2 separate regions of the Homo sapiens genome follow, and region 2 is linked to region 1. Evidence: read pairs that join two places in POLR2A ChIA-PET (ENCODE). Cell type or tissue: IMR-90. All regions are shown on one strand. Each heading gives the region's core, and the rest is flanking DNA. Links, peaks and the distances in the headings are about the cores only.

Evidence for each region. Peaks named below come from ENCODE experiments on the same cell type or tissue, not always from the same donor. Only the 100,000 strongest peaks of a DNase experiment are listed, where the experiment ranks them.
Region 2: POLR2A ChIA-PET joins it to region 1 with 11 read pairs; 3 of 35 experiments call an interaction of 5 or more read pairs at or near these places.

The regions. Positions count from the first base shown.
Region 1 is chr7:19,253,675-19,269,837 of GRCh38, reverse strand. No RefSeq gene overlaps it. Among named protein-coding and RNA genes, the nearest start is that of FERD3L, 120 kb to the right of the region's middle. In IMR-90, for the core only: no CTCF peak of the experiment used is centred there; no DNase peak of the experiment used is centred there.
Region 2 is chr7:19,368,667-19,384,829 of GRCh38, reverse strand. It overlaps LOC105375179 (a long non-coding RNA gene), which reads right to left and starts at 3,886. Exons shown (of 6, transcript XR_007060244.1): 1 at 1,748-3,886. RefSeq lists a silencer at 3,417-3,617. In IMR-90, for the core only: no CTCF peak of the experiment used is centred there; a DNase peak (open chromatin) is centred at 7,039; H3K4me3 peaks cover 430 bases; H3K27ac peaks cover 1,352 bases.

The DNA of each region.
Region 1 (16,163 bases), core at 6,500-11,499:
AAATTTCAAATAAAGTCTTCCAGGAAAATAAGTGTATTTGAAACTTTGTTTTCATTGTATATTTTAATCATACGTCTTAATATGTAATCAAATTGCTACATAACAGTGGGATTTTTAGAGCAAAAAGTGTTCTTAAATTCAACTCTATTTTCCTTTTCTAGTGGAAATTGAGATTTTAAAGTTCTAAAGATATTTTCAATAATTTTATCTTCCTAAAATGTAAGCAGAATTAGAAATTATGACACTTTTTAAAAAGAATTCCCCCATGTAGGATTGCATTTTTGAAATTCCATGCCTACTCAGCATGAGCACTCTTCAAAGCTTTTATGTTTGTTATTTTATTTATGGCAGGACTTGAAGGGCAAATGCAACATCTCTGCCTATGTTGGGTCTCTCTGTTCTTGGTTATTTATAGATAAGGGTTAAAATAATTTTCTATTCATCTCACAGTTTAAGAGTAAGAGAGGTTATATGCTATGAAAAACAATTCACAGCTTAAAGGAGCTGTTTTTGTGAAGACAATTTTATTTACAAATAAAACTATTCATCTCTCTGGGACTTCTCTGTCAATCTCCAATGCAGCTTCAGAGACAACAATAGAATTTTTAGTTTTTTGCAACAGAATATAAAATGAAAGTTACTCTTGGTATCGTATTCAAAAGGGAATGCTTATTTCGTCACATTTTGTTTATTTTCATTTTATTTTTTTAAGCAAGCATAGAAGCTTTTCTTTGTTCAGAAAATTGAAATAAATCCACCGAGTCATCTAAAAAATTGAAAAAAAAAGTGACTGGAGGTAGACTCACAATGATTGTTCTTTGGGTTTTAAATCCCCATAGCTCAATCTAGCTCAGCTAAGCCTTAATCTTTCATGTACAGGGTAAGTGCTTTTGAAACACATGTACTAAGAAAAGATTCGCTGGCAAAGAATGACATGTTCAGTGGTTGAGTAATATGCAGTAATAACATTTTGATTGTGTACTACAAAGAACTATTATGTCATTATGAAAGCACTAGGTAACATTTGTCAAATCTAAGAGGAGAAATTACAAAGTTGCACCTATAATTAGCACAGTGTGAAATTTAACATTCTTTCATTTTTTACTTCCAAAACCAGATTTTTGAAAGTGGTCAGAGTGTGTCTTCCAAGGTTTTGAATTAAATTAGAGGGCACAAACATTTTCTTCCTCTTAAAATGACAGCAAAGAGAAACAACTTCTCAATTAGGACAGAACTTAGATATTGACTATTGACAATGGCTCCAAGAGAGTTACTTGCCAGTCCCAGTGATTGTCAAATCCCTTGATGTATGAGCCTTGACTAAAATTATAGTAGGTCCATTGCATTTGAGCAACAATTGATATTTCCAATTTAAACTCAAAAGAAAACTTTAACCATTCCTAAAAGTCTCTGAAACTACAATATATTTTTTCTGAGCAAAATATTTAAATTTTGTGGGCTTAGAGGCTGAGGTGGTAGAGTGAGCTTCAATGCTCACCCACAGTGTGTGTGTGTGTGTGTGTGTATATATATATATATATATATATATATATATATATATATATATATATGTCTTCAGTGCACTGATTTCAAAGTTTTATCTTTTTCCCTTGAGATTTTTAATAAATCTTGTCAATGAATAAAGCATTGTCTCTGTTGCAAATACCAAAGAATGCCAAGAGCAAGTCTTGTTGATAAAAGTGAAAAGAAAATAGAGCGGTCTAAGAAAGCAATGATTCCTGAGGCAGAAAATAAACATGTAGACAAATTAGAGCATACAAATCAAATGTGATGGTTGTATTAATGATTTCACCATGCATTATGAAGAAAAACCAAAAATCCAACTAAGAAAACTACCTTGGCAAATACTTCCTTCAGTACAAAAGTGATCATTAAATGAGATAAAACTTTAAAAGAAAACTTGTGGTGTGACGTTATACATAGGCCACACATAATTCTAAATGGAAATGTGATTCAGGAAAAAGCCAGCCTGTATAAGTATCCTATAAAGCAACAGGTGGCACAGACCCTGGTATGTTTTAGAAATGTAAAAAATTGGAGGCTGTTTCATAAAGTCAGGAGTAGCCCATGTGAAAATAAAGTGTCTTTGCCTACATGAATCCCTCCAGTGCTTAACCTATGATCCATCAACACCATTCAGAGTTAGTATTTTAATTTTGCATATTCAGGTAAGTTCATGGTTAATGTTTTCTCAGAAATGATGTAATGTAGCATAGAGTGTGTTTTACTGACATTTATTGTAATAGCTTTTATAAATGACTTTAGCTCTTTTATTTATAGAATCATTAGGCATCTGAGGCGCTTCCTTATATTTTTCAGTTTTATGTTGCTGCTTTTCTTGAGGGCTTTATAAGCTATGGTGATATTTTCAGACTTTTTATTTACTGGGAATGATGGGATAAGTTTTTTGGAAACAGATGAGTTTCACAGAAAACTTTCCTTAAAGTTTAAAAATAATTTTACAAGTCTACCCAGGTTCAAGATGAAAGAACATAAACTCACTTCTCAAAGTAACAATGTAACGGAAATACAGGATGGGAGATATCATTGTGGCTGTCTTTGGAAAATACAAACTATCACACATGTTTATTTATCTATTCTATATTTCCCTCAAGTCTTCTTAACATACAGCATCAAAAGTAATACTTGCATAAATGTATTATTATTTCATTTATTGCTATTATAAGTAGACTTTTTAGTCACTATATTTACAGTTTGTGAAACAAACAGAAATGCATTATTTTACAAAGTTAGTAGCATTATTAACATGTCTCCCAGGTGAGATTGATACAGCTACTGAAGGTTTTGTTGAAAGCATGGCAATGCTACTAGGGGTGTGGAATCTGTGGGTGGATCTACTAGTAGAGGATGATGGCTTGAGTTCTGTTGTGATCTCTGTCTCCAACATAGCCCTGAGAAAGACATTTAAAATTCCTGGGTCTTTTATTTTGATCCTCAGTAAAAAGTCTTTTTTAAAAAATTATATACTTGAATGATGTTGTATTCTCTCTCTTTGACTGCAGAGAAGATATTTCTTCTTTAGAGATGAAGCAAAAAAAATTCAAGGAGATATTGTATTTGTTTATAATAAAAAAAAACCAGCATTAAAGTTAAGACCTGAACTTAACTCCAAGCGTGCTACTCTCAACTGCACAACCTATTCAATCAAAAAACCAAAAGTCAACATGGTTGTATCTAGAATAACTATATCTAGAGTGACTACAAAACTGATTGCAAATTCACATCTGTGTTACTGAGAAGGTCAGTAATTACTCTGTTTCTGTCACACTGATGATACGATTGATCTAGGCCTATCCTGCTTGCCCATGTTTGCCAGATTCATGTCTGAAGGATGCCAGCAGGCCACTCTAGAAATTTACTTCCATGTCTGTTTCACACAAGATCTACTAAACTAGACTGCCATAGGTCCACTCTATTGTATTTTTGGTATATCCCATTGTATTTCATGTTCTCTCTTTTTTTTTTTTTTTTTTTTTTTTTTGAGATGGAGTCTCGCTCTGTTGTCCAGGCTGGAGTGCAATGGTGCCATCTCGGCTCACTGCAAGCTCCGCCTCCCGGGTTCACGCCATTCTCCTGCCTCAGCCTCCCGAGTAGCTGGCACTACAGGCGCCCGCCCCCACGCCCGGCTAATTTTTTTGTATTTTTAGTAGAGACGGGGTTTCACCGGGTTAGCCAGGATGGTCTTGATCTCCTGACCTCGTGATCCGCCCGTCTTGGCTTTCCTGTTCCCTCTTAATCTTTCCATTCCCCATCATCCTAAAATTAGATACACATATGTTTATAGAGCCTATTAATTTCACAGTTACTACGTTAACTTATTTGGAAGATAATATGCCAACATAAATCTGCCTCAATTAGTATAGGGGTTGTTCATTTTTCAAAAATCACGTTTTAATATTTTGTAAAGTAAAAACATGAACAAATGCCAAAAAGGTAACGGTTTACATTCTTTGAACGATTTTTACATACATTAGCCTTCTTAAACAAAGAATAAAAAGGAAAATCCTTTTTGGCATATGATTGAACAATTGCGTACTATTTTTCTTTTCTCTTATTTTAAGAGCATTTTTGAGATTCCATCTGTCACCCAAACACATCATTCTAAGAGTAGATCTATCCAGAATATTATAACACTTTCTTGAAATTAAAATTCAGAAGGTTTGTTCAATGTAATTATGAGATTCTTGATTGTATTGACAATTTTCTAGGGGGAAACAGCAGTTATCAACATTAGCCCAAGGAAAAACAAATAACTTGAATAGAACACTTAACCATAGAGAAGATTGCAAATAAAATCAACTAATTATTTTCACAAAGCTTTCAAAGACAGAAAGCTTTACCAGTGACCTTTTTAGAACTGCGAAAACATTTAATAATTTGTTGTAAAATTATTGAGGTTTCTAAGTGTATAACCGTATCTCTGCAAATAAAGATAACTTTGTTTTCCTTTTTTTTTTTTTAGTTTTTTCCTTTTTTTTTTTTTTTTGAGACATTCTCACTCTGTTGCCAGGCTGGAGTGCAGTGGCACAATCTCAGCTCACTGCAACCTCCACCTCCTGGGTTCAAGCTATTCTTATATCTCAGCCTCCTGAGTAGCTGAGTTTACAAGCATGCACCAACACACCTGGTTAATTTTTGTATTTTTAGTAGAGATGGGGTTTCACCATGTTGACTAGGCTGGTCTCTAACTCCTGGCCTCAAGTGATCTGCCCACCTCAGCCTATCAAAGTTCTAGGACTGTAAGTGTGAGCCACCAAGCCCAGCCATTTTCCATTTTTTAAAATATATTATATTGTAGATAATCGTTATGAATACTGTTACTGGTGTCAGACTGGCCCATGTTTACATGCTGGCTCCACCATGTGCAAGATGTGCAACTTTGATCAAGTAATTGGACTTCTCTAAGCCTCAGTTTCTTTGTCAGCAAAACAAGAAAAATAAAAACAGCACATTAAATAAGATAATTTCCATTAATTTCTGACAGCATCTGACACATGGTGTCAGTAGGTATCAGGTACCAGCACATTCATTGTGTGTTGGACATTCTGACCAATTCTATAAGATGTCAAATGGAAATAAAAGGTATGATGAGAAATGAATGGATTAAATGACTATCATTATTGACAATTATATGATTTATGTACCCAAAATTTAAGAGAACTACAAATTTATTTGAATTATCCTAGACTAGAAAAGTGGTCAACTATAAGATAAATAAGTAAAGTACTTTATTTTCTAAATAAATTATAATAGTAATTATAAAAATATTTCATTCCCATATTTAACAAAATTTTCCTGGAAGAATAAATGAAAGGATAGATAACAAATTTGAAGAGAAGAATAATAAATATAAATTTATCTTACTATAATAATGGTAATAAAAATTGTTCTAATAACTGACAAAGTGACTAATGTATTAGGAAATCTTAGTGGAGCAATATACACACTTATGAGTTTAACATAAGACAAAGCAAATATTATAAATTAGTAAAGAAATGATAGAGCACCAATACTTTTTGTGAGGAAAGCTATTTGAAAAATAATCAGGTTAGGTCTGCATCTCTAATGACCACTCACCTATTGATCATCTCCCCAGCTCAAAAGATTTTTCCTCCTCTGGTAACTATCCTTCCCTGATTCATTGGGATATGGAATATGATCCTCAGAGAATGGGCTCCTAGCAGCCAGGATTTATCCAACGTGACCTTGTTTCAGAGTGATATTTAGCACCGTATCCAAATTAGAAAAACAGAGTCACTTTGCTAAGAATTTGGATTGGGAGCGAAAGCCAGATTTAATCTTGTTTTGGATGATTGGATGGTACCTACTGGGACAGGGAAGTAGAGAAAACAAGCGAGATGGTTGAGGAAGTACACTGAGAACACAAGCCAAAGAAAAAGATACAGAGACACGGAGTACCAGTGAATGGCATGCCTGCCCTGTTTCCCTATATCTCCCTGAGCTGTGGCTGCATCCAGAACATGGGTTCTGTGAAACTCTTTGTCCTTTTCATAAGAATACCCCCACCTTTGACAGCTCCAGAATTCCTGTGACTTGCAAGCAGAATATTCCAAAATGAAATTGTAAATTCCAAAAGCAGTAGAGGTTACATTTTAAAATGAAGCATAATGTGACTATAAAAATATTGGCAAATATTTTAGTTCATTTTGGGAACATAAAGAACATCCTGATAGTAAAAACTGTGTGACAATAAAAAAGAAACGACCTATTTAATATATCACACATGAAGCATTACTCCAGTAAATAAACAAATGACAAACAGGAAATATTTCTGCACCAAATATGACACAAATACATATAAGACTTATTTGCATGTTTAAGGGAAAAAGATCTCTAAAAAATGAAGAAATATACTAGCATCCTTCGAATTCAAAGCAGACAAAGGTCATGAACAGACAAATCACAGAAGAAATATAAAAGGTTCCTAAGCATGTGAAAAGAATTCCATAAATGTAAAGGAATATTTTCACATATAAAAATACATATTACTTGTGTCAATATTGGTGCGCAGATTTAAGTACTACATGGCTGGTAGTGCTGTCTGGAAATTAATGTTAAAACATGTGTAAAGATCTTCAAACATATTAATACCCTTTTGAGTCAATGCACTAAAACAGCTCCCCTGCTTCCAAGTGCAAAAACCCAACTCAAAATGCTCTAATGAGAAAAGCGATGGGTTGGCTCACTCATAGGGAAAAATTCCAGCAGTGCTTGTGTTGGATACCACTGCTCCAATATGTGATTATGGCTCTTTCTCTTCATGTCACTTCTGTTTTCAACAGGCAGATGGCTCTCCTTCAAGATGAAAGATGGCAAGCTAAACTTTAGGCTTACATTCTACCAGTTTAATAAGCTGACTGAAAAGTGGACTTCAACTTCTCAATGATTTTCTGTAAAATCACAAGATAATACCTCATTATATCTTATTGGCAAAACTTTGGTCACGTGTGTCTCTCTGAAACAATCACTATAGTCAGAGAATGAGTTCAACTCCTCAGCAAAGAGCAGGGTATGAGAATCATACTGCCTGAATCAAAGTGATGGACAGTAGATGGAGATGGATCACAAACGAAAATTCAGGTGCTGTTTCCAGAAGAAGGAAAATGCATGCTGTGCACATAAAAATAATAAATGTCCACCATACTCTCCTACCCGCTCTTTTAACTTTTAGGAATCTTGTCTGAGAAAACAATTGGAAAGGAAGTAAAAATTATGGTATACAGTATTTAAATAACAGCTGTATTTCTTCCTATAGTACAAAAAATGAAAACATTGATAGGGAAATGGTTAAATAAACTATAATAGAAACATAATACTAAAACTATATACAGTTTTATAATGTTCATAATATTTACCACATACAGTTGGCCCTTGAATAACACGTTCAAACTGCATGGATCCACTTATACGTGGATTTCCTTCTGCCTCTGCCACCTCCAAGACAGCAAAATCAATCCCTTCTCTTCCTCTCCCTCCTCAACCTATTCAACTTTAAGACAAGGAGGATGACCCACTTCTACTTAATGAATATAAATATATTTTATCTTCCTTATAATTTTCTTAATAATATCTTCTTTCCTTTAGTTTACATTATTGTAAGAATACAGCATATGATATATATAACGTGTAAAATATGCATTGATTGACTGTTTATACTATTGGTAAGTCTTCTGGTAAACAGTAGGCAATTATCAGTTAAGTTTTTGAGGAGTCAAAAGTTATATGTGCATTTTCAGCTGTGGCACCTCTAGCCCCCACATTGTTCAAGGGTCAACTGTTTATTATATTTATATTTATATATGTATATATACACATATTAATATCAATATTAACATATATACACATATTAATATCAATATTAACACCATATTATTTACATTATTTATACATATATTACATACACATTATATATATAAAATATATATATTATATATATAATATAGATATATATATAATATATATATATATTGCAGCCCCTGGAAAAACACAACAGTATATTAAAAGGTAGGATAAAAATCTAATTACATTGTATGATCCCAGTTTTATTCAATTTGCATTTGTATAGAAAAAAAACTGAAAGGAAATAGACCATAAAGATAATCTAATGTGGTGGAATTTAGGGTATTTTCTGTATGGACAATGACTAGTTCTTAACAAATAAAAACTCTCTTATATGGTTTCAAAATGCAAGAATTTGGTAGATAATTATTAAGATGCTCAACACCTACTGTGCTTAGGCAACCTGAAGTTATGAAATATCTGAGTGCTAGTTGACCTCTTAACTATAAACCTGAACATTACTTGAAATCTTTAAACTTTAGTATCTACATCAGAAAAATTGGAATAAGAATGTCTTCTTTGTGCATCTCATATGAATATTATGAAAGTCATGTAATATAAATAAAAGCACCTTTATTGATAATATTACAATGTGCTGTAAAAAGTGATAACATTATCATTTTTAAAAAAATAATTTCACATTTTACTTTACATTCAGGGTGCACATGTCCAGATTTGTTACAAGGGTATATTGTGTGATACTGAGGTTTGGGATACAAATGATACTAATGATACCGTCATCCAGGGAGTGGAGTACCCAATAGGTAGTTTTTCAGCTATTAACCTTCTCCTCCTCTCCCCTCTCTAGCAATCCCCTGTGTCTATTGTTCTATCTTGACATCCAAGTCTACCCATTGATCAGCTCTCACTTGTGAATAAAAGCATGCAATATTTGGTTTTCTGTTCCTCATTTGTTTATGGTAAAGGCCTCCAGCTGCAGCCATATTGCAACAAAGGAAAGAGTTTTATACATTTTTTATGACTGTGTAGTGTTCCATTGTGCACAAGCACCACATTTTCTTTATCCACTCCACCATTGATGGGCACCTGGGTTGATTCCATGTTTTTGCTATTGTGAATTAGTGCTGTAATGGACATGTGAGTACATGTGTCTTTTTAGCTGAATGATTTGTTTTCCTTTTGGATATATACCTAGAAATGGGATTGTTGCATTGAATGGTAGTTCCATTTTAAGTTGCTTGAGAAATCTACAAACTGCTTTCCACAGCAGCTGAACTAATTTACCAACAGTGTATGAGTGTTCCCCTTTCTCCACAGCCTAACCAGCATCTGTTATTATTTGACTTTTTACTAATAGCCACTCTGACATTTGGAGGTTGATATCTCATTGTGGTTTTGATCTGAATTTCTCTAATGATTAGGGATATTGGGCATTTTTTCATATTTGTTGTCTACATGTATGTCTTCTTCTGAGAAGTGTCTGTTCATGACTTTTGCCAGCTTTTCATGAGGTTATTCGTCTTTTGCTTGTTAAGTTGCTTAAGTTACCTATAAATTCTGAATAATAGACCCTTGATGAATGCATAGTTTGCAAATATTTTCTCCCATTCTGTACATGTCAGCTTATTCTATTGACAGTCTTTTTTGATGTGCAGAAGCTCTTCAATTTAATTAAGTCCCACTTGTCAATTTTTGTTTTTGTTGCAATTGCTATTGAAGACTTAGTCATGAATTACTTGCAAGACCAATGTCCAGAATGGTATTGCCTAGGTTTTCTTCTAGGATTTTTATAGTTGGAGATATTCATATTATATTTACATCTTTCATCTATCTTGAGTTAAATTTTGTACATTTTGAAAGGAGGGATCAAAGACTACACATTGGGTACAGTGTATACTGCTTAGGTGACAGGTGCACCAAAATCACAGAAATTACCACTAAACAACTTATCCATGTAACAAAAATCCATCTATCCCCCAGAAATTATTGAAATAAAATAAAATTAATGAAAAAGAAAGGTAGGGGTCTAGTTTTATTTTTCTGCATATGGCTAGCCAATTATCCCAGCACCATTTACTGAAAAAAAAAAGTTCTTTCCCCATTGCTTACTTTTGTCAACTTTGTTAAAGATCAGATGATTTTAGATGTGAGGCGTTATTTCTTGGTTCTCTTTTCTGTCCCAGTGGTATGTGTCTGTTTTTGTACCAGTACCATGTTGCTTTGGTTACTATAGCCGTATAGTACAGTTTGAAGTTGGGAAATGTGATGCCCATGGCTTGTTCTTTTTGCTCCAGATCTCTCTGGCTATTTGGGCTTTTTTTTTTTTTTTTTTTTTTTAGTCCATAAAACGTTTAGAATACTTTTTTTTTATTCTGTGAAAAATGACATTGGTAGTTTGATAGGAATAATGTTGAATATGTAGATTGCTTTGGGCAGTACAGTCATTTTAACAATATTGGTTTTTCCAGTCCATAAACATGCAATGTTTTTCCATTTGTTTGTGTCATCTATAATTTCTTTTAGCAGTGTTTTGTAGCTATCTTTGTGGAGATCATTCATCTTTTTGGTTAGGTGTATTCCTAGATGTCTTATATTTGTTTGTGGCCATTGTAAATGGAATTGTGTTCTTGATTTAGCTCTCAGCTTGGACATTATTGATGTATAGGAATGCTACTGATTTTTCAACATTGATTTGGTATCCTGAATTTTACTGAAGTTGTTTATCAGTTCTAGGAGTCTTTTGGGTGAGTCTTTAGGGTTTTCTAGATACAGAATCAGATTGTCAGCAAGGAGAGATAATTTGATGTCTTCTTTTTTATTTGGATTTATTTTATTTCTTCCTCTTGCCTGATTGCTGTAGCTAGGAATTCCAGGTCTATGTTGAATGCAAGTGGTGAGAATGGCCATTTTTATCTTCTTCCTGTTCTTATGGGAAATGCTTCCAACTTTTGCTCATTTAGTGTGATGTTGACTGTGGTTTTGTCATAGATGCTTGTATTAGTCCATTCTCACATTGCTATCAGGAAATACTCAAGACTGGGTAATTTATAAAAGAAAGAGGTTTAATTGACTCACAGTTCTGCATGGCTGGAGAAGCCTCAGGAAACTTACAATTATGGTGGAAGTCACCTCCTCACAGGGCAGCAGGAGAGAGAATGAGTTTCGGCAGGGGAAATGTCAGACACTTATAAAGCCATCAGATCTCCTGAGAACTCACTCGCTATCATGAGAACAGCATGGGGGAAACCACCCCCATGATTCAATTACCTCCACTGGGTCCCTCCCATAACACGTAGGGATTATGGGGATTACAATGCAAGATGAGATTTGGGTGGGGACACAGCCAAACCATATCAATGCTATTATTATTTTGAGATATGTTCCTTCAATGCCTAAATTGCTGGATTTTGTTGAAAGCTTTTTCTATCTATTGAGATAGAAAAAGGAGCCTCTGTACCTAATTTTTTTAGAAAAAATAATTTCAGTAGAACTGGTACCAGCTCTACTTTGTAGGTCTGGTAGAACCTGTCTGAGAATCTTTCTGGTCCGGGGCTATTTTGTTAGATAGAATTTTTTATTAACGATTCCATTTTGGAACTCAAAATTTGGCTGTTCAGGGTTTTTAATTTTTTCCTGATTCAGTCTTGGAAGGTTTTTATCATACAGGGAGGTTGGATTTTGTTGAAAGCTTTTTCTATCTATTGAGATAATCGTATAGTTTTTGTTTCTAATTGTTTATGTGGTGAATCACATTTATTGATCTTTGTATGTTAAACCAAACTTTCAACCCACAAGGAAAGCCTGCTTGATCATGGTTAATTAACTTTTTGATGTCCTGTTGGATTCACTTTGCTAGTATTTTGGTGATGATTTTTATGTCCATATTCATCAGGGTATTGGCTTGCTGTTTTCTTTTTTCATTGTGTCTTTGCCAGATTTTAGTGTAAGGGAGATCTTGGCTTTATAAAATGAGTTAGGGAGGAGCCTCTCTACCTAATTTTTTTAGAAAAAATAATTTCAGTAGAACTGGTACCAGCTGTACTTTGTAGGTCTGGTAGAACCTGTCTGAGAATCTTTCTGGTCCAGGGCTATTTTGTTAGATAGAATTTTTTATTAATGATTCCATTTTGGAACTCAAAATTTGGCTGTTCAGGGTTTTTAATTTTTTCCTGATTCAATCTTGGAAGGTTGTGCATTTCTATAAATTTATTCATTTCCTGTAGTTTCTGGTCTTCTTTGGACTTTATTTTTAATTAACAAATGGGGATAATACAACCTCCTTGTTCGATCCTCTGTGAGTTAAACCTAATTGATGTGAGGCAACATTGAACACCTACTAGTGCCTGGCGCATAGAAGGCATATAACAAATGTAAATTATCTGTCTGCCATCTTCTTATATCATGCCTATTGCCTCATCTATAAAATTTGTAAGACATAAATGCACAGAGTTGGTGAGAAGTAGGTAGACGATATCCAAGAATGCTTTCCACCTTTTGGTTTGGATTTTTCCATGAAAGACAAATCTCTTTCACATAGTAGGGTAGTGGATTATACCATACAAATGGCCAAATCAGTGGCTTCACACATTAAACACTATCTCTGCCTAGGGTTTGAGGATAAAGAAGACAACACACAGAGCTGCTGTGCCCGTGTGCCCAGCAGATAGTAATTCTTATATAAAGGACCACTGAAATTCAGGTCCTCCCAATATACCTCTGCCAGGATTTCTCCCCTAAGAAAACTGGGAACCTTAAACACACATGGATTCTATATGGAGTCATAGTGAGGATATAGGCTACTGGCCGCATTCCCACAGTTTGCCAAATATGCAAGTTTGGCTCACTAAAGAGTGGTCAAGAATAATAAAACAAACTACTTGGGAAAGACATAGAACTTTCTGAATTTAAACTATAACTTTCCCTCTTCTCCCATAAAATTCAGACTACCCCTACAACCTTGTGAACTCCTCATTACCTAGTCTCTCTGCCCCTCCCTTCTCCTGCAACAGCTAGAAAAGCATGTATACAATGGGGATTCACTGGGGCCACCCTCCGTTGCTCTCATCTTGACCCTGTGGCAGTTTTTCAACACTCAAGACAAGAGTCTGCTTCTTTACTGAAATTGCTAGAGAGTGCCTAAAATCTTGGGCAACTGAGAACCTAGCTTGTCCCCACAGGGTAGGAATGTATTAACCACCCTATATAAGTTATTTTTAAAGTTGTATTTAAGGAACAGCAGCTGGAGAATAAAAAAAGGAAAGGTGAAACACGATTCCTGTACAGCCAGGCTACAATCCCTCTCACGTTCAATCCCCCATGGCTTTCTGTGGGAATTGCCTCCATGTAAATCTTTAAATCTGACCCCAAAAACTGGAAACTGAAGAATTCAGAGATAAAGCAAAAAGGAAATACAAAAGGGCCATGTTTGATCAGGCCCTTGCTGAATTATATTAGGGGAGTTTGACAACAAGCTTGGAATTCTTTCATTAGATTTGGAGGTAATTACCAGAAAAATTATAACGACATTAAAATACCATCACATATAATGAGCTCACTACCATTTGGAAATTATCTCCAATCAATGCATTGTAAATGTTAGCAATGGGAGGTTTTCTAGCAGTTTCTGTGCTGTGGTTGACAGAATAATCATTTGAGTAATGGGGAAAAGAGATTTAACAAATTGCAGAGTCATGAAATGAATAAATACTGATGCAGCCCATATTCCATTAATCTCTAAATTATGTTGAGAATTTATTCTAATTTTTATTGTTGTTCGAATAATGCTACATTTGAATTATATGACTGCTGTATCTTTTTTCTTTAAGAAAACAATGCCTTGCCAAGTTGGAATTTATCTCAGTTCAACAAGAATTATTGAGAGCACCTACTGTATGTGAAAGGCCGTTCCTACCTCAAGATATTTATGCTACTGCAGAAATAAAATATATATGTGCATGCAGAAAACTGAATGCATGCGATGCAAAGAATAGGAAGGAACAGTAAAAGCAGGGGCAAAATGTGGGAAAACACTGTTTAGTCCAGAAAATAGCAAGTAACCCCTCAGCAGCACGAGATGAGCAAAGATTTCAAAGGAAAATCAGGCTCCAAGCCTAGTTCCACACTTGCTAGCTTTTGACTTTTGGCAAGTTACGTAACTGTTCTAAGCCTCTGTTTCCTCTGTTTAAAACTGAGCCACTAATAAGTATGCTATCAGAGTAAGATCATGCATGGGAAATACCTATCATGATGAGTAGTATATAGGGAATACTCAATAAACGTTTAAAGCCAAAGAAGAAGAAAGACAGGGAAGGAGTAAGAAAGGAAGAAAAAGAGGGAGGAAGGAAAAGAAGGAAAGACATAGGGAGGGAGGGAGGGAGAAAGGAAGGAAGAAAGAAAGAGAGAGAGAAAGAGAGAGAAGAAAGAAAAGAAAGAGAGGAAGGAAAGGAAGGAGGGAAGGAGGGAGGGAAGAAGAAAGGCAGGAAAATAAGTCAGAGATTTCTGAGAGACTTAGGCTTAAGATATGTATTTTGTATCAATGAGCATATAGGCCTAAGACATGAAGACAAATACCATAAGCTAACCAGGGCAGAGGATAGAACTTTTGTGGTGGAAGATATGTAAGTGATATTGTTTGGCTGTGTCCCCACCCAAATCTCGTCTTGAATTGTAGCTCCCATAATTCCCATGTGTTGTGGAAGGGACACGGTGGGAGATAATCGAATCATAGGGGCAGTTTCCCTCATACTGTTCTCATGGAAGTGAGTAAGTCTCATGAGATCTGATGATTTTATAAGGGGAAACGCCTTTTGCTTGGTTGTCGTTCTCTCTCTTGCCTGACGCCATGTAAGATGTGCCTGTTACCTTCCGCCATGATTGTGAGGCCTTCCCAGCCATGTGAAACTGTGAGTCCATTCAACCTCTTTTTTTTTTTTTTTTTTTATAAATTCCCCAGTCTTGGGTATGTCTTTATCAGTAGCATGAAAACAGACTAATACAATAAGGTCATGTGATACTATGAAATAAGAATGGAATGTAGGTTCAGATTTGGGTACCACCAAGGTTTGTTTGGCTTTGAAAAAGTTTCTAGAACTTCTTGAGTGGAAAATATCTTTCTCACAAAATCATTCTGAACAATACAAGTGATAAGATCTATAAAAGCCTGTAACGCCATGCCTGACATTATAGAAAAACATTGATAACTATTAGGTCCCTCTTCACTCTTTTGCTTTCCTCCCCTACAGACAGAAGAAAGGAGTAGTAAATTGAAAGAAGAAGAAAAAGCTGGTAGAATACAAAGGAGTTAAAGTGACTATAATGGAATAAAAGAAGACAGGGAATAATAAAGGAATGTTGTGAGGGTTGTTGTATACAGTTACTATTCATCTTTAAGATTTTGGTTTCAGTGGAGGGTTTGGAGAAAGAAGCCAGATCATATATTGAAAATATGAAATGAGTGATGAACTCCTGCGGCAGAAGTATTACCATTTGGTGCGTTCCCAACTCCTGTCAGACCACGAAACATTAAGAGAAAATAATAGCATGCATGAGTGTTAAGGTTAAGTGAGTTGTGTTTTATCTAGCCAGTTATTTTTAGGGAATGGACAATATAAAACCAAAGGAAAACATAAGGAAAGAAGAGATTGAGGTTGAAGACAAAAGTGATGGCATGTTCTAGTAGATTGAGTTAAGTCTAAAACTTGGGTTAAAAGTTAGTCTCCTGGTAAGTCAAAGATATTCATAGTTGGTAGAAATACACAAATTTCTTCAGGGGGTGAGGAAAATGGCTGAGAAAGGTCATGCCAGAAAGAGTCTATCTTCTGAATTAACAGGGTTCCAAGAATGACTTCTGTAAATGCTTGACACTCTAGAATTGGTGTGCTGCCAGTCATTAAGGATTCACAAATACTAATGAGAGCCTTATAAAAATTGCTATCATGTGGTCTCAGAAAAACGCATGGAAACAAAATAAGAGTGATGGACCAAATTGTTGAGTGTGTGGAATCAAGCCTTGAAAGATCTGTGATCAAAGTGTACAAATAAAAGTGCAAAAGGCAGAACACTGAGAACAGAGAGGGCCATTTAGAATTCAAAGGGTGTAACTATAAGTCTAGAATTTTGATTGGGCCTTCTCTTGCTCAAGGGTGTCAGAGAGTTAGTAAAATTAGAAGGATTCCCTTGAGTTTAGAGATTCTTCTCACCTGAAGCTTCAGGGGGATGCTAACATCAAGAAAGCAGAGAGAAGGCTGATTAACTAGGAATGGGTTAATGTTTTCATGGTTAATGTTTAGAGGGTTTTAGTT
Region 2 (16,163 bases), core at 4,795-9,794, 120 kb before region 1:
ACATGAAAAAACGCTGATCATCACTGGCCATCAGAGAAATGCAAATCAAAACCACAGTGAGATACCATCTCACACCAGTTAGAATGGCAATCATTAAAAAGTCAGGAAACAACAGGTGCTGGAGTAGAAATGAATTCTGATGAATGTTAGTACTACTTCTTCATTGGCTTTTGGCAATGTTAGTAGCTCAGAGAACAGATTATAAGGGTATCAGAAAGCCCATTTAACCTTGAGGGTGGCTCAGTGAGGTTGGATCCAAGGCTAAAACAGAAGGAAGGATGATGGACCTCTCTGACGTGACACATGGTGGTGCCCTATTTACTGACTAAAAGGCTAAAGCCACGCATGTGACCACCTTACAAGCCATTGTTCCTCTTACTCTCTATGACATGTACTTGGCTTCTCAGCAGAACACATCTACCCTGGCAATACATCCAGCCTTCTGCCGAACTGGCTCAAATTAAAAAATAATCATAAGAATAATAAATAAATAATAAATAAAAAAAATTTATTCTATATCCGAAAGTGCACAAGGTGTTAGGAAACTAAGGTTCATTGCATGTTAATTTTAACTCAACAAATTCTTGTTATAGTGAATGAAATATAATACAGAGAAAAAGTAATAAATGTTTCATATTTTATAAGACCTAAGGATTTTATGTGAGATTTTTTATTTAGTTTTTACTCAAGAGAAAATTTTAAATCTTTAGTTTTATTGACTACCCTCTTAGGAGATTTCTAATATGACTTAGAATTTTTTTCCCAAAAACTTTTGCCTATAATAAGTATTAGATATTAATTTTCAACCATCAGTAGGTAACTTTTTCTTGGTGTCATCGTAAGTTGGAAGATGAGCTATGTGCCTTTTATAGATAATACCAATTACCTATAGCTTACAAGTATTGTGCTTTACTGAAGGCTCTTTAGGACCTCAGGATTATGCTTTCTATCAGCTATTCTATATATACACATGATAAGCATTTTGCTACTTTTTAAGATTTCTTAACACTATACAGAAATGTTTTTTTTTCTTTTATCTTCTTTTCACAACTATTTTCTAATTTGAGGTTATATGCTTTTGTACTTGCCTATGATTTTTCTTTCATACAGCCTTCCCAGGCATTCTGTAACTCTATGTCTACCCACTCAGCCAAAAGCAAGTTCCTAACTCTGAAAGTCTAAGATTTTAATTATTTGGTCATGGCATTATTGACAAGATATAAGAAAACAGGTTTGCAGAGACTTAGGTTGCAACAAAAGTTACATCTACAAACCTTTAAGTAGTATGTGTGCACGTGTGCATGCACACATGCACACATGTATATAAGTGAAGGGAAGCTTTGCTTCATTTACACTTGACCAAAAAAAAAAAAAAAAAGATTATCTAGCGTATTTCATCCACGCACTGTTTTAACAGCTTTTAGAGTCAGTTTTCACTTTTGCACCATTTGGGGTTTATGTCTAGGAAGCATCCTCTGGCAAAGGCTGTGCAATATTTGTGAAAGGAGTAGCACATAAGTTACCAATAAATCAAATGAACTTTACATTTGAAGTCTATAAAGGAAATTAGAGTGGTTTACATCATGGGTGAACCAAGACTGACATTATTTAGAAGCATTAGATTGGAAAGATAAGGAAAATCTACATCCTCTTTTGCAGAGGGACTGTTGATAATGGTAGCAAGAAAAGAAAGTGAGAGAGGCGGGGTTTCATCAATAGTACAGAATGCAAAGGCCACATTGTTTACCTGCACTTTCCAAAAAAAGGAGAGTTTTGTTCCAAACCAGTATCATAATTCTCTTCAGGTAGATGGTGTGGCCATAACAATCTAATCATGGAAAGAAAATAGCAGTCAAAGCTTTGAGAAGAGTACAAAAGTTTGAAGGGAATGAAAACTAAAACTATATGCAGACCAGCATATGCTTTATTGCTGCTAACTTTAGGGCAAGCTCTCAAAGTGTTTTTTAAATTTAATTTTTACTGGTTCTTGATGAAATGAGAGCAGACATGGACTGCTAAAACTTTGTTTTTACAGTAATGAAAAAAAGCTGAAAAGGAAATAAGCAACTACATTCATTTTTTAAGTCAAATGACGAATCCTGCCACATATTTCAAAAGCAGCTAAAGAAGAGAATAAAATAACAGCTAATTTAATCTGATTTATTTGAAAACCTAGATGTGTGTGCAAGCTTTTAAAACCATGGTTTAACTCATGCTGCGTTTTAATTTGATATCTTTTCTTTTGAATTCAAACGCACTAAATTCATAGTATTATCTTCTCTGTAAAACTTACATATATTTATGTTTCCATGCATAATTTAAATTCCCTTGTCCAAAATAATAATCAATTGTTTTATCAGAACTTAGTAGCAACCTAAAGAAAAATAAAAGAATCCAATGGAGCACTTCCAGTTATTATGTATGGACATAGCTCTGAACAAATTCATATTTATCTGTTGGGGGACCAGGTATTTTTTTGCAAGTCTCACGTCACCTGTTAAAATACAGTAATATGATACTTCCAGAATACAACTGCCTAGTGGAGTGAAGTTTATTTGTAGGATGATGTTGTATTTAATTCCTTATTTTTTTTTCTTACTTACTCAAAATGGCCTCTAAATCTGATTTCAACTGTTTTACATAGGTTAATCCTTCTCTGACAGTGGACAAATGTTTGCCACAGAAAGAATCACGATTAAACTTATCAATAAAATAATATAGAAATAAATCATTCAATCTACTTCCTCCTAATTTTTCTATCCAGAGCTCCTTTTCTAAGTCCCTTTGGCCATAAAACTCAGTGAATCTACTAGATAACAGATAGCTGATCTAGAAAGCTGTTCATTCTACCTTGAAAAAAGTACTTCCTGCTAAAGTTTCTAATTTATTTTCAGTCATTAAGGAGACCATAAGAGAAATTGAAAGTCATGCTTAGCTATATTTCTTGTTTTATACTTTTTTATCCACTTTACATTTAATGCATTTTCCTCTTATTTTTATAAAGTGTCTGCATCACTGACCTGTTCTTACTTGCGGTAAAAGTTTGCAATTTTTTTTCCCAAAAGTAATATATGTGTTTGGTAGAATATCAATTGTTGAATTGATAAAGGTATTTTTACTCTTGAGATTTTTTGGTTTACTCTTCTTTTTACTATTACTACAAGAGGGAAAAAAAGGCATATCTACCCTAGGTTTAAAATTTTCCTTGAACTCTGAAAACTTTCCAGCTGTATCTTAAAAGGAGACTTTGGCTTTTGACTCTCTTTCCTGTCTTATGGATAAGAGCCTAGCTGTTTTCATAAACAGTGACCAGCTGTTCAACTTCTAATACTGTTCAACTATCTCCTACTTTTCACAGGAAAAATACATCTTGATTGCATCTTCTTCTCCCGCCTAAGTTAGGAAACTCATTAAAGATTTCAATTTATAAATGCTTCCTTAAGCTGGACATGCAATAAATGTATTCAGCTGCTGGTGTAAACCTAGAAGTTGTCTGTAAGTTTCAACAACCTCCTTGTAGTTATTAAGCAGATTGTTTGGGGATATTTTAGAATCTTTAGAGTAAGACACTATCAGTGTAAGAGGACAGCTGAGGGACAAGTATACGTTGAGCATTTATGAGAAATAGCCTAACCATGTAAATTTGTTTCATGCAATTAGCAAAGTTGGCTACATGGAAATGTTATGGAAGCAACAGATACTGCTTGTCTTTACTGCCTGATCCACCATGTAAGGGCCTTAAGAACAGTAGTACAATTGTATGGGGTGAACAAACTAATTGTCACAGCCATTCTATCTTAATGAATAATCAGAACACAGCGAATATAAAACTCTAAGTTGACCCATCACATAGTAATCTAAATGCTAAATGCTTTATTTATTTTAATTTAATTAATTAATTTATTTATTTATTTTTTGAGACAGAGTCTTGCTCTGTCACCCAGGCTGGAGTGCAGTGGTTCAATCTCGGTTCACTGCAACTTCCACCTCCCGGTTCAAGTGATTCTCGTGTCTCAGCCTCCCGAGTAGCTGGGATTATAGACACTGCTACCATGTCTGGCTAATTTCTTGTGGGTTATTTTTTTGTTTTTTGGTTTTTTTTTGGCTTTTTTTTTTTGAGATGGAGTTTTGCTCTTGTTGCCCAGGCTGGAGAGCAGTGGCGCAATTTCGGCTCACTGCAACCTTCACCTGCCAGGTTAAAGTGATTCTCCTGCCTCAGCTTCCTGAGTAGCTGGGATTACAGGCACGTGCCACTACACCCAGCTAATTTTTTTGTATTGTTAGTAGAGACGGGGTTTCATCATGTTGGTCGGGCTGGTCTCGAACTCCTGACCGCAGGTGATCCACCCGCCTTGGCCTCCCAAAGTGTAGGAATTACAGGTGTGAGCCACTGCGCCCGGCCAATTTCTTGTATTTCTAATGGAAACGGAATTTCACCATGTTGGCCAGGCTGGTCTCAAACTCCTCAAGTGATCCACCCGCCTTGGCCTCTCAAAGTGCTGGGATGACAGGAGTGAGCCACCACACCTGGCCAATGCTTTATTTTTTCACGTGAAGACTTACTATTAAGATTAAAAAGATGGCAGGCAGAAAAGAAGGAGAAAAAATACAGGTAAACTTTTAAAAGCAGATAAAAAATAGACAGTTTTTTTTCATTAAGCTTTTCTAATTGAAGAACATTATTAATTATTCTCAAATAAAATATTTACTTTTGTGCAAAAACTATCAGGTGAAGAAAGTACCACTATCATAATCCAAATGATGAGAGCAGGTATTCTGGGAACACCTCTTATTCTGATTAGATAAAGAATAAATATATATGTCTATATCCATACGATATATGAACTCGAATATAGACATGGACAAGAACATTGTTACAGAGATGCCTACTTCTTGAAATTAGACTGCCATAGGCCAGGATTATAGGGAGATGGAAGGAGGAAGGAGATGAGAGAGGAAACTGGAAAATATTTTCCACACGTGAGTTCAAATATTTGACAAAGAAAATTCCTGTATGAATAATTGTTCAACCATTGTTCCCTCAGAATACTGTGAATTGCAAAGGTGTTACATGAAGTTCAATGTAGCTCAGAGTCTGTTACTTGTGAGGCTATATGTGTATTTTCCTTACTAAACAAGTACCTGTAAGTTTGCAATTCCATGGGACATAGTAATCTAAGGAATGTTAGCAAATGAAAGAATAAATATCAGAAGGTTTCTTGCTAAGTACATTTAAAATGTCAACAGAGTGTGATGTTTAGGCATCTTGGAGAATTCTGAAATAAGATCCTGGGCACTCTGTCTGAATAGTTACGGCTAGATTAATTGGATTGACTACTAAAGTAATACTTTGCTTATTTTTTCATTATATTTCGCGTACCTCTATATTTTATTAAGAGACACAACATAAATGTAACCTTTACAAAAATGAATTTCTGATGTCTGACTTGAATTTTCTTTGAAATTTAGAATTTGTAACTTCTAGCAGCTATGGATTTGCCATGAAAGTATGCCCTCAAGAAGGAAAGGAAAAGCTCATATATCAAGGATAATTTAAAACTTTGGAAAAATAAGGCTATTTTAGATTTATATAAAATGTCTCCATGTATAAAGCACTTTGACAGCCATTATATCATTCCGTTCTCTCAACAACTCTGTAAGGTTGGCAAGGAAATGGTATTTTTCCCATTTCCCAGATGAAGAGGCTGAGGCTCCAAATGCTTTCATGCGTTGCCTTAGAACAATGTGCTAGTTAAGCTGCAAGACTTGAATTCTGACCAGCTTTGTCCAGCTCCAATAATCTTCCTTTCCTACACCATCTGCCAGAACAGCTACACACAGGGGATGAAGGGTGACCAGTTATTTAAAATATCAGAAATTAATAAATACACTACCTTTGCTTTATAAGTAAAACTTTTTTCCTGGTAGGAAAAAAAGATAACTCGGGAATATTAAGCACGCAAAAAACTTTTCTTCATCAGTTTGGTTCTTTTCAAATTAAAGAGATTTAGTGAACTTGCTGTTGGAGATGACAGTAAACAACTCAAAATACAAACACACCAATCAAACCTATAAGTATAGTCATAGTCGTTGATATTCAGAATCGCTGTTCCTTGTCTGGTTAATTAATACAATTTTAAATATTTCATATGAAAGAATTTTTTGGAAAAAAAATGAAATGAACTTAAGATTGACTGGAATTTACAAGCTCATTTAAAGAAAAGTCTCAGCTATTTTTTTCTTAAAAATGTAATACCTCCCCAGATGGCAGTCTTTGTAGTTTGTGGCACTGATTCAAAAGGCATATTAACTGCCACTCTACTAGCTGCATCAAGCATTTACAGGCCTCCCTACAGAATGGGTTCAGCAGTAATTAAAATAACACCCTTCCTCAGGGTGAAGTTACACTTGAAGACTTCGGGGATGTTTTTCTTTCCTTCCTTTGGGTAAATTCCTTCTCCCCGAAATATAAGAAAAAGATGAGAGTGGAGAGAGCTTCAGAGAAAGATGGGGAGAGAGGGAGAGAAGTTTAAAATAGTACACCAAAGCGTGTGTCACATAAACTATTTTAAAATGTTAGTATTTCTTCCATTCCCTAGCAGACATTGATAGACAAACAGGTTAAAAAAAAAGCAAGGGGGAAAAATATCATTTACTCACTGTAGCAGCAGGAAATCAAGGAAAGAAAATAAACAGGGCTTGAATTGTGGGCCTTTAACCTGCTAGTCAGACAGTTTCATTCTGTGTGTATTTGTGTGCTGGTAAATGGCGAAGGGGAGGTACAGGGACGGGAGGGCTGTGGGATTCTCGGGACTCCCACAGCTACCAGTCCAGCTGTACAAACACGCACAAGCTTTGTTAAGGTACGGTGGGCAACAAGCTCAAACTGCTGAGCTATCTGACCTATAAATCCCTCGCAAAAGCTCCACTTGAGGGGAAGCCAGAAGTTATGTGTCAATTTTTTATCCAGCCAGAAGCTAGCTATTGGTCACTTCCGTCTCCCCTGTCTTTTTCTCTCAATGGATCCTCTGCTCTGGCGGGCTACATTTTAAGTATGTGTAGATGCATAAATGGCTATCTTAAATTCTACTTCTCTCTAGGCTAAACAAGAAGGGGGATGACTCAGAAGCACCCCCCCCCCCCACCACTTCATGACACAGCTTAGAGCATATGTTCCAAAATTATGAGCCATAACTTTAGGCAGAGCAATGAAACTTTCTGTTATTCTTTTTATAAATTTCTTTTTCAAACTCAGTAAGCGCATCACTTTAAAATACCATAAATTTACAAATACAATTTTTTTAAACAACGCAAGCACAAGAGACTTGAGATATTCCCTTATATATGACACAACTTACTTTGCTCTGTTTTTAACTTTGCTTTTTTCCTGATTCAAAACAGATAATCTTAGCTTGGCATATTGTATCTTGAATGCAAACAAAGAAGAGGTTCTGAATTGCTAACTCCAAAGAGAACCTTCCTAAGATTTTTTTTCTCTTTTCTAAACATTTCTGAACTCTAAGTGACCTCCTTTTATGAAGCTTCCAAATGGCATCCAAACACCTTAAACATCGTGCAGTTACTAAACTGTATAGACTATTAAAAAGCTGAAGAAATTACATAAAACTATAACACGTGAAGCAGGCTTAATTTAAGTAGAAATGGCTTTTGTAATCATTCAGAAAGCTAGAGATGTCTCTATGTTTAAAATATTTAGAAGCCACTTTGGGCTTTCCAAAATCCTGAGGAAAAAATATAATCCACACTAAAAACAAAAGGCATGTACCCACAGAGAGATGTTTACTCTATGCACCTTCTGTTCTGATAACTTAGAGTTATGTGATTTGGGTAGCATTCAAACAATATTGAATATTGAGAGACATTAAGCAAAAGTTGCATTATACTGAAATAATATTTCATGTTAAAGATTTATTTCAATAATTGTCACTGAATTTCTACAACACACTGAGCACCAGACTAGGACTAAAAAGGGTGGTAAGTGATGAATCATTGCTCTTGCTATCTTATCAGAATGTGCACTCAGGGAAAGAAGATAAAACAAGCACAGCCATAACTACACCACACAACTAAAAGAGAGAAGTACACCAGAAAAGTAAAAACGCAGAACTATGGACGTACAGAAGTGGCAGGAAGGACTTCCAGAAAGAGGAAGTCAATGAAAATTATGCCTTGGACCTTTTCATCTTCTCAAAATATATCATATATATCACATGAAGGATGGATAACTTCCATCACATTAAAATAATGATAAAGAAATAGAGACGACTTGTGGCAAAAGAGTTTGTAAACATTCTCTGACAAGGAATTTGAAGGAAAGAGATTTTGTTTCAGTGAACCAAATCCTGGGAGATGCAGCCTCTAGTGTAAAAATGAAGGTGCACATTCTAGAAAACAAGGAGAGGGTTCAAGTTTTATAGCAAGAAACTCCTGCCTGGGTTGCCAATCAGATCTGTTTATGCAAATGAAAGATTGAATCTTCCTTAGTTCTGATTGGTCAGTGCAGCTGAGCCTTGATTGGCTGGGGCAAGTAAGAGCTGACTGGTTTGTTTCAAAGCCCCAAACCAGAAGTCTCTGTCTTATGTTTCTTTCAAAGGGCAGTGGTGGGTGTGCAAGAGGGCATGTGATGGCATGAAGCTGGGTGAGGTTCTGGCTTTCTGATCCAGGCCTGACAACAGGAACTGGTTTTGCTTGATTGTAGAAAAGAAGGTTTCATGATACTTTCACAACATCTTTCTGAGAACATAGAGTTACTGATGGCTCCCTCACCCAGCTATGGCTGCATAGTTCTGTTTCAACTTTAAGCACTTCTGTTAGCCGTGGGGAAGTCCATTTTGTCTGTTGGCCAGGAACACACTTCAGCAAGTTAAAGGCTAGAGTAAGTGACTTCCAATTGAAAAAGATAGCTCAGCTAGGATAACCAAAAAAGAAGTAGATTCCTGGTCCCTGACTTCCATTCAGAAGGCAATATCTGTTCATCTCTCTGATATAGATTCAGAGAACACAGTTTTATATGATCTCTTGGAACCCAGAAAAGTCTAGTAATGTCAGCATTGATTATGTGCTTTATCAAATTAAATTGATATAAAATAATACAACTTATCTCACCATCATTTCTCCCTAGTTCTAAAGGCCAGTTTTCCAAATGTTCTCTTGATATCTCTAATATTCTAGGAAATGACAAACAAACCCCAATATATGGCGGCTCTAACAATAAATAATGTATACAGCAATTCTCACATTTAAACAAATTTACAAGAAAAAAACAACCCCATCAAAAAGTGGGCGAAGGATATGAACAGACACTTCTCAAAAGAAGACATGTATGCAGCCAAAATACACATGAAAAAATGCTCATCATCACTGGCCATCAGAGAAATGCAAATCAAAACCACAATGAGATACCATCTCACACCAGTTAGAATGGCGATCATTAAAACGTCAGGAAACAACAGGTGCTGGAGAGGATGTGGAGAAATAGGAACACTTTTACACTGTTGGTGGGACTGTAAACTAGTTCAACCATTGTGGAAGTCAGTGTGGCGATTCCTCAGGGATCTAGAACTAGAAATACCATTTGACCCAGCAATCCCATTACTGGGTATATACCCAAAGGGTTATAAATCATGCTGCTATAAAGACACATGCACACCTATGTTTATTGCGGCACCATTCACAACAGCAAAGACTTGGAACCAACCCAAATGTCCAACAATGATAGACTGGATTAAGAAAATGTGGCACATATACACCATGGAATACTATGCAGCCATAAAAAATGATGAGTTCATGTCCTTTGCAGGGACATGGATGAAGCTGGAAACCATCATTCTCAGCAAACTATCGCAAGGACAAAAAACCAAACACCACATGTTCTCACTCATAGGTGGGAACTGAACAATGAGAATGCATGGACACAGGAAGGGGAACATCACACACCGGGGCCTGTTGTGGGGTGGGAGGAGGGGGCAGGGATAGCATTAGGAGATATACCTAATGTTAAATGACGAGTTAATGGGTGCAGCACGCCAACATGGCACATGTATACATATGTAAGAAACCTGCACGTTGTGCACATGTACCCTAAAACTTTAAGTATAATAAAAAAAGAAATTTTCAAACTAAAAAAAATAAATAAATAAAAAGTAAATGCAGATGATGTTTGGGATCACTATTCGTGGTGACCGTGGCCTGACTACAGTTACTATTGCTTCTTGCCTTATTTCTGTGAACTAAGAAACACGTAGGTAATAATACTGACCAGGACCAAGGTAAATTTAGAAAAAAAAAAAAATCATGGCACAAAGTCACAGAAAGTAAAGCTCTGACTGCTGTTACAGTGACTCTGAACTTTAGGTGTACACATAATAGTACATCACCTCACTCTGTCATCTTTTAGCGCACATAAAAGTTTGCCGCTTCAAAACCAAGTATATCACATACAGAATTTTATCTGACTTAAGCCACTTGGCAATTCAAATATAAAGAAAAAGGAACACTCTTAGCTAAACAGAAAGAAGGAAGGAACTAGATTTAAAAGAGAATAGATGTAGCTAAACTAACCATGATCTTCAGTGGAAAAACTACGACCGGAGATTTAGGACACTTAGTTGTTCCACTGAGTCCCTCTGTAATACACAGAAGTTACTCAATTGCTGTTTGCTTTGCTTTGTTCATTTGTAAACTAAAAAAAAAAGAAAAATTGTTTTCCCTCCCTACCTCATATGGATTTGAAAATATTTTTAAACCAATTGCAGTATAATTATTAACAAAATGCCTTAAGACAACAATACCTGAAACAATAATATAAAATGATAGAGCAAATTAAACAGTTATTAGTCATCCATTCATGATCAAATGTAATATTTTTTAAATTTTATAAAATGTATTATTTAGATTCACCAAATATGCCAAATACCAAAGACAAATTATAATTATTGCAAAATTTGTCTCATACTCATTTTTATTATTATTGCAACTTTTTAGTAAAATATTAATACAGTAAAGTGTATTAGAATTATTATTTAATGGCCTTAACATATTTACTTTGCTCATTTTTCTCAACTAATACACTGGACACAAAACAAATTTTCCATTGAACTCTAAGCTTCCATCTTCCTGTTGTATAAACTTAATAAGTGATGTTGTTTTGGATTGTTTAAAGTATTGGAGAGTAGAGATTAATATTTGAATACCATAACTGACAAGATACTCCATAACATCAATGAAAACATTTTCAATGCAAGATGATATATAGGCAATCGTTTTTAAAACTGCTGACCAACCAATATTTATGTCTTCATAAAGCATTTTAAAATGTAATATATTTCAGATGTCAGGAAATATTTTATATAACTTTATTTGGTTATTCTGAGTTTTGATATTAACCCACAGTAATTCTCATAATTTCACAATATAAGATTAATTATTCATCATGATTATCTCATATCCCATCATTATATGTATTTTCTTTGGCGTGTACACCTCCATACACATACACACACACACACACACACACACACACACACACAAAGATATTCAAATGGCAAGTAAAGATCCATGTACTAAATTATAGTTTATAAGGGAATTTGATATTTCTTGAGTGACCATGTGCCATTAAGTTGCAACACTAGACACCTCACACATCACTGAATTCTCCTCCAATCACGTGAAGTAGTATACTTACTCCCTGTTCATTCTACCGATCTACCAAACTAGTGGATATGCATTTATGCTAAGCATGTCCTTCTGGGGCCCTGCTGTAATCAGACCAGTTTTGCTTTTATTTATTTGTTTATGTGGGCATGCAAGATTTCATTTCAACAGATATTTTTCATGGCTAGCAAGAGTTAGAAAATTACAGAGACTCCCAAGCATCTGGGATTAGTCCTTTCCAATCCCATAGATTTATAATTGAGAAGTCAGGAAATCACCACTAGAAATTCATTATAGCCACCTGACTATTTTCAGAAGGAAGCAAATTATTGCTGAAGTTATGTATCCTTGATTTTGAGAATTTAACTTTGCTATGTGATCTACATATAACTTTATGGTAAGCAATGCAGTTAACATCCATGTTTCCAGGAGACCCTTTAACGTGTACTTTTGTGAACATAAACAATATCTGCAGTGTGAAAATGGGAAGGTAGAACAAAACAATTTCCTTTATAAATGTACTTGGCTTCCTCCCCCAAATCTGCAACTCCAGTCTAATCATAAGAAAATATCAGACAAACACAAACTGAGGAACATTTTGCAAAGTACCTAACCAGAACTCCTCAAAACTAGTAAGGTCATCAAAAACGAGGAAAGTGTGAGGAACTGTCACAGCCAAGTGGAGCCTAAGGAAACAGGACAAGTAATCGTAAGATGGTATCTTGGGTGGGACCCTTGGACAGTAAAACAACAACAGGTACAAACTAAGGAATTCTCAATAAATTATAGATTTCAGTTAATAAAAATGTATCAATATTGATTCATTAATTGTGACAAATGTCACAATATACTACAGAAGATACTAATAGGGTAAATTGTGTGGGATGGTATCTTTACTATCTTTGTAATTGTTCCATAAATCCAAAACTATTCTAGAATATAAAATTTTTTAAATGTGAAAAGTGTGCTTGGTGAAAAACATGTATTTTCAAAATTTTGAGTAATCTGGAGGCTGTAGAAGCTATGTACAGTTTTCATAAAGGAGGAGAAATATTTATGCTTAAAAGAGATTAACTGTAAATTACATTTTGTTTCTGAATCCTTTGCTGATGCTTCATTTCACCTGTGTTAACATAGGAGCAAAGGAGATATTACAAGTTTAAATTTGTAAATTAATTAACGGATTGAGTAAATTACCTGCATTTTATTAAAACACATTTTGCCATTGAGGAGCACCAACTTAAAAAAGTATTCCTCAAAATTGACATTTCTTTACAGAAAAGTAGTGGAACAAGAAATCTAAATATAACAATCCAAAGTTTTAGTGGTGCAAAGAAGAAGCTGTTATATACAAATAAAGTATTTTTTTCTAATATGTGCCTTCTGAAGTTGGTATGAGGGTAATAATACCATTATCTTTACCTAAAGTATAAACAGTAAATTATTTTCTGATCACACATTTATGGAATGCTCACACAATTGTACAGCACGGCTCACACATCCTTTAAAATGGCTATCTGGCACCAGAGATGGATGGGGGTGGGGATCTAAATATTCATAAAATGCCTCTAGAGAAGCAACCATTTTTTTCTTGGACCTGAGAGATGGAGTTTATCTATTCAGTACCCATAGTGGGAAGGTCACATTGTAAATTTGCTGTAGATCTGAAACTAAATTTACATCGCTGAACAGACTCAAACCTAGAAGAAGATATCACATCTCTTTTGGATCATCCTCTAGCCTTCATATAAGTTACGTCTAAAACATCAAGGTTAAAGAAACTTATTCTCTAAGGATTTCTATGATTGACAACTCACTCTTTCTTGGAGGATTTATCAACCTCAAAGCATTGCTTCCTTACATCTAACCAACATCTCTTTCAAGTCAAGCCTGCTTCACCCCTTATAGTTCTTTACTGACAGGGAGCAACGTGATTACCACTCCTCCATCTCAAAAAAAAAAAAGAAAGAAAAACTTATTTTAGGCCTTAGCGTGTAGCAACAGTTGTTAATGTTCAATTGCTAATTATAGCATAGATTAGACCACGCAAAGGTAGCACAGAACAGTGTAACATGAGTAACCTGTATGACAGCAGAGACATCATTACTATTATGGTGGCATTATTAACAGAGTTCTTCCTGTATTAGAAGATCATGCATTTCCCCACCTTAGGGACTTAACTCATCAATTTGGTGAAAGTTCTAAATCGTGACCTGACTAGCCTAGACTGAAGCAGCAGAGTTACTAATCTCTCCTCATAATAAGTGCAGAATCTCGAACCACTCATGTCACCTCTGCATTGTCAATAAGCAAAATAATAGTGAGCAATGGCAGATGGAGCTAAAAAGACATCTAAGATCTTGGTCTCCTTGAAAGAGAAAAAAAAGCCCATTCACAGATAGAGTGGTATGTGTGTGTTTGAGGTTGAAGTACTGAGAAAGGAGGAGCAAGGAGAATGAATGACAGATGTGAATATTTTGAAAAAGTAAACTGGATTATTTTTTAAAAATACAATAAGAAGTAACTACAAACTGTTATGATGGAAAGTAAAAAACTATCCATTCATCAAGAGTCAAACACACTTATTTTCTTTCAACCTCAAGAAAACACAGTACTTCTTTTTGTCTGCTCAGGCCCTTCTTAATCATCTTTAGCTACTCTCCTTAATGCAACTGTGTGCATCTACATGGGTAAGACTTTCCTATTTTAAATAAAAAGGAAACATCTGGATTGATGGAAATGACGAGCATGCTTTAGAAAGGTGCTGTTGAACAGCAGATAATAAAGTACTCATAGCCAAAAAAATATTAACATTGTTTCAAGGTCATGTTTTATATAAAAGATAATGCTTTCCTTTTGGAATTTTAGATGTTCCCAACCATTCACACTGTTTGAAGTGCTGAGAACCATCGACCCAACTCAGCTCGTAATCTCCTTCGACTTTGATGTTTCGCCATGACCAGGCTCCAGGAGTTGCTCAAACAAAAAGATGACATATCCTAATGACCTGTGTGTTTTTCTTAATGATAGACTCATAAAAAGATGCTGAAGGTAGAGTAAAAATATATGTGCTTACCTTTCTATATTCCTTCTCATGTGTACTTGTGCATAAGAACATAATTATGTCTGGTTTTGTGCCTCCGGCAGACGCTATTGTTTACTCACCCAGCAGGTACATCTCATCTCCTCCCTATTTGTTGAACTGCTCCAATTTTTTTCAGGTATGTTCTCTCTCATAAGCTTACAGGAAGTTACCCAGCCCCGAAGAGTGAATGCAGATTATTCTTTCTAAGCAATCATGGTCACTCCAGTCCCTTTCATGGTAATTAGTTTAGGGGTAGGCATGAGATGTAAGCAAGACCAATGAAGCATAAGAGAATTTACGGATTTGTGGGGAAGCTTTTCCTTCCTAAATACAAATTGTAAAATATAGCTTGCTCCTGCCTGGATGGCATCCAGCGGTACGTCAGAACCAACTTAGATACTGACTCGTGATGGTGCACATCTCTTCCCAGCTCCACGTTCAGAGACATCATGTTGGACCTGGGAATCGTTTGACCCTGGTGGGAAAATTTACAACATGAAAATCAGCAAATGCTGCAAATTAAAACGCTTTTTATTTTTATTTTCCAGATAAAAGGTGATTAAACATTTACCAGACCATCACTGAGTGGTCTCTGGAAGTGTGATGTTTGGCTCTAGTGACACCATCTCGTTACCAGGAATACAGACATTAGTGGCACACTGAGAGTGCAGATGGTGGAGGTGGGAGTGTGATGGTGATGAGAAATCCTGAGTTCTTTATAGCATTCTTCAGCTGCTTAACCAGCCCTGGAAGCACTTCACCTTCAGATCCTTTCTTATGTTAACTAATAGATCTACATTGTTTAAATATCTACTGCTCAATATCTTGTTACTTGACTTGAAGCTGAAAGTAGCATGTACAGTCTGTGAAAACAGACATAGAATGGACTCAATTTCTCCACTAAAGAAACTCTGAAATTATGTTTCATTTTATTAAAAGAGGTAAGAAAAGAGAGTATTTATTGCAAAGTATTTTCATTTGAAGCTTTAAATTTAAAAGGGGTGGGGGCATTAAGTGAAAACAATAGTGAAACTGCACCCACTATTTCTTTTCTAAGTTAGGAATATGATCACTAACATTTTCCTTAACTACATGATTAGGGATACATTTAGTATGTGTAAAACAAGATGTTCTGAGGGAAATATAAGAGTAATAGCCAGAGCAGCAGGGTGAGCACAGCTAACCACTGCAATAACACTAGACTAATCCTTCTTACCACACAGGGACTACCAGGACACAATCGCATCCAATTCAGACCAGAATTTTAGTGATGGGATTTCCATGAAGCTGGGATTCTGCCCTGAATATGTTATATTACGTCCTTCTGTTCCTCGGGCAGTGGGATGAGGACGGTGTGAAATGAGTTGTTCTGGTTTCATCTGAAACCAATTACCATGAGCGGACC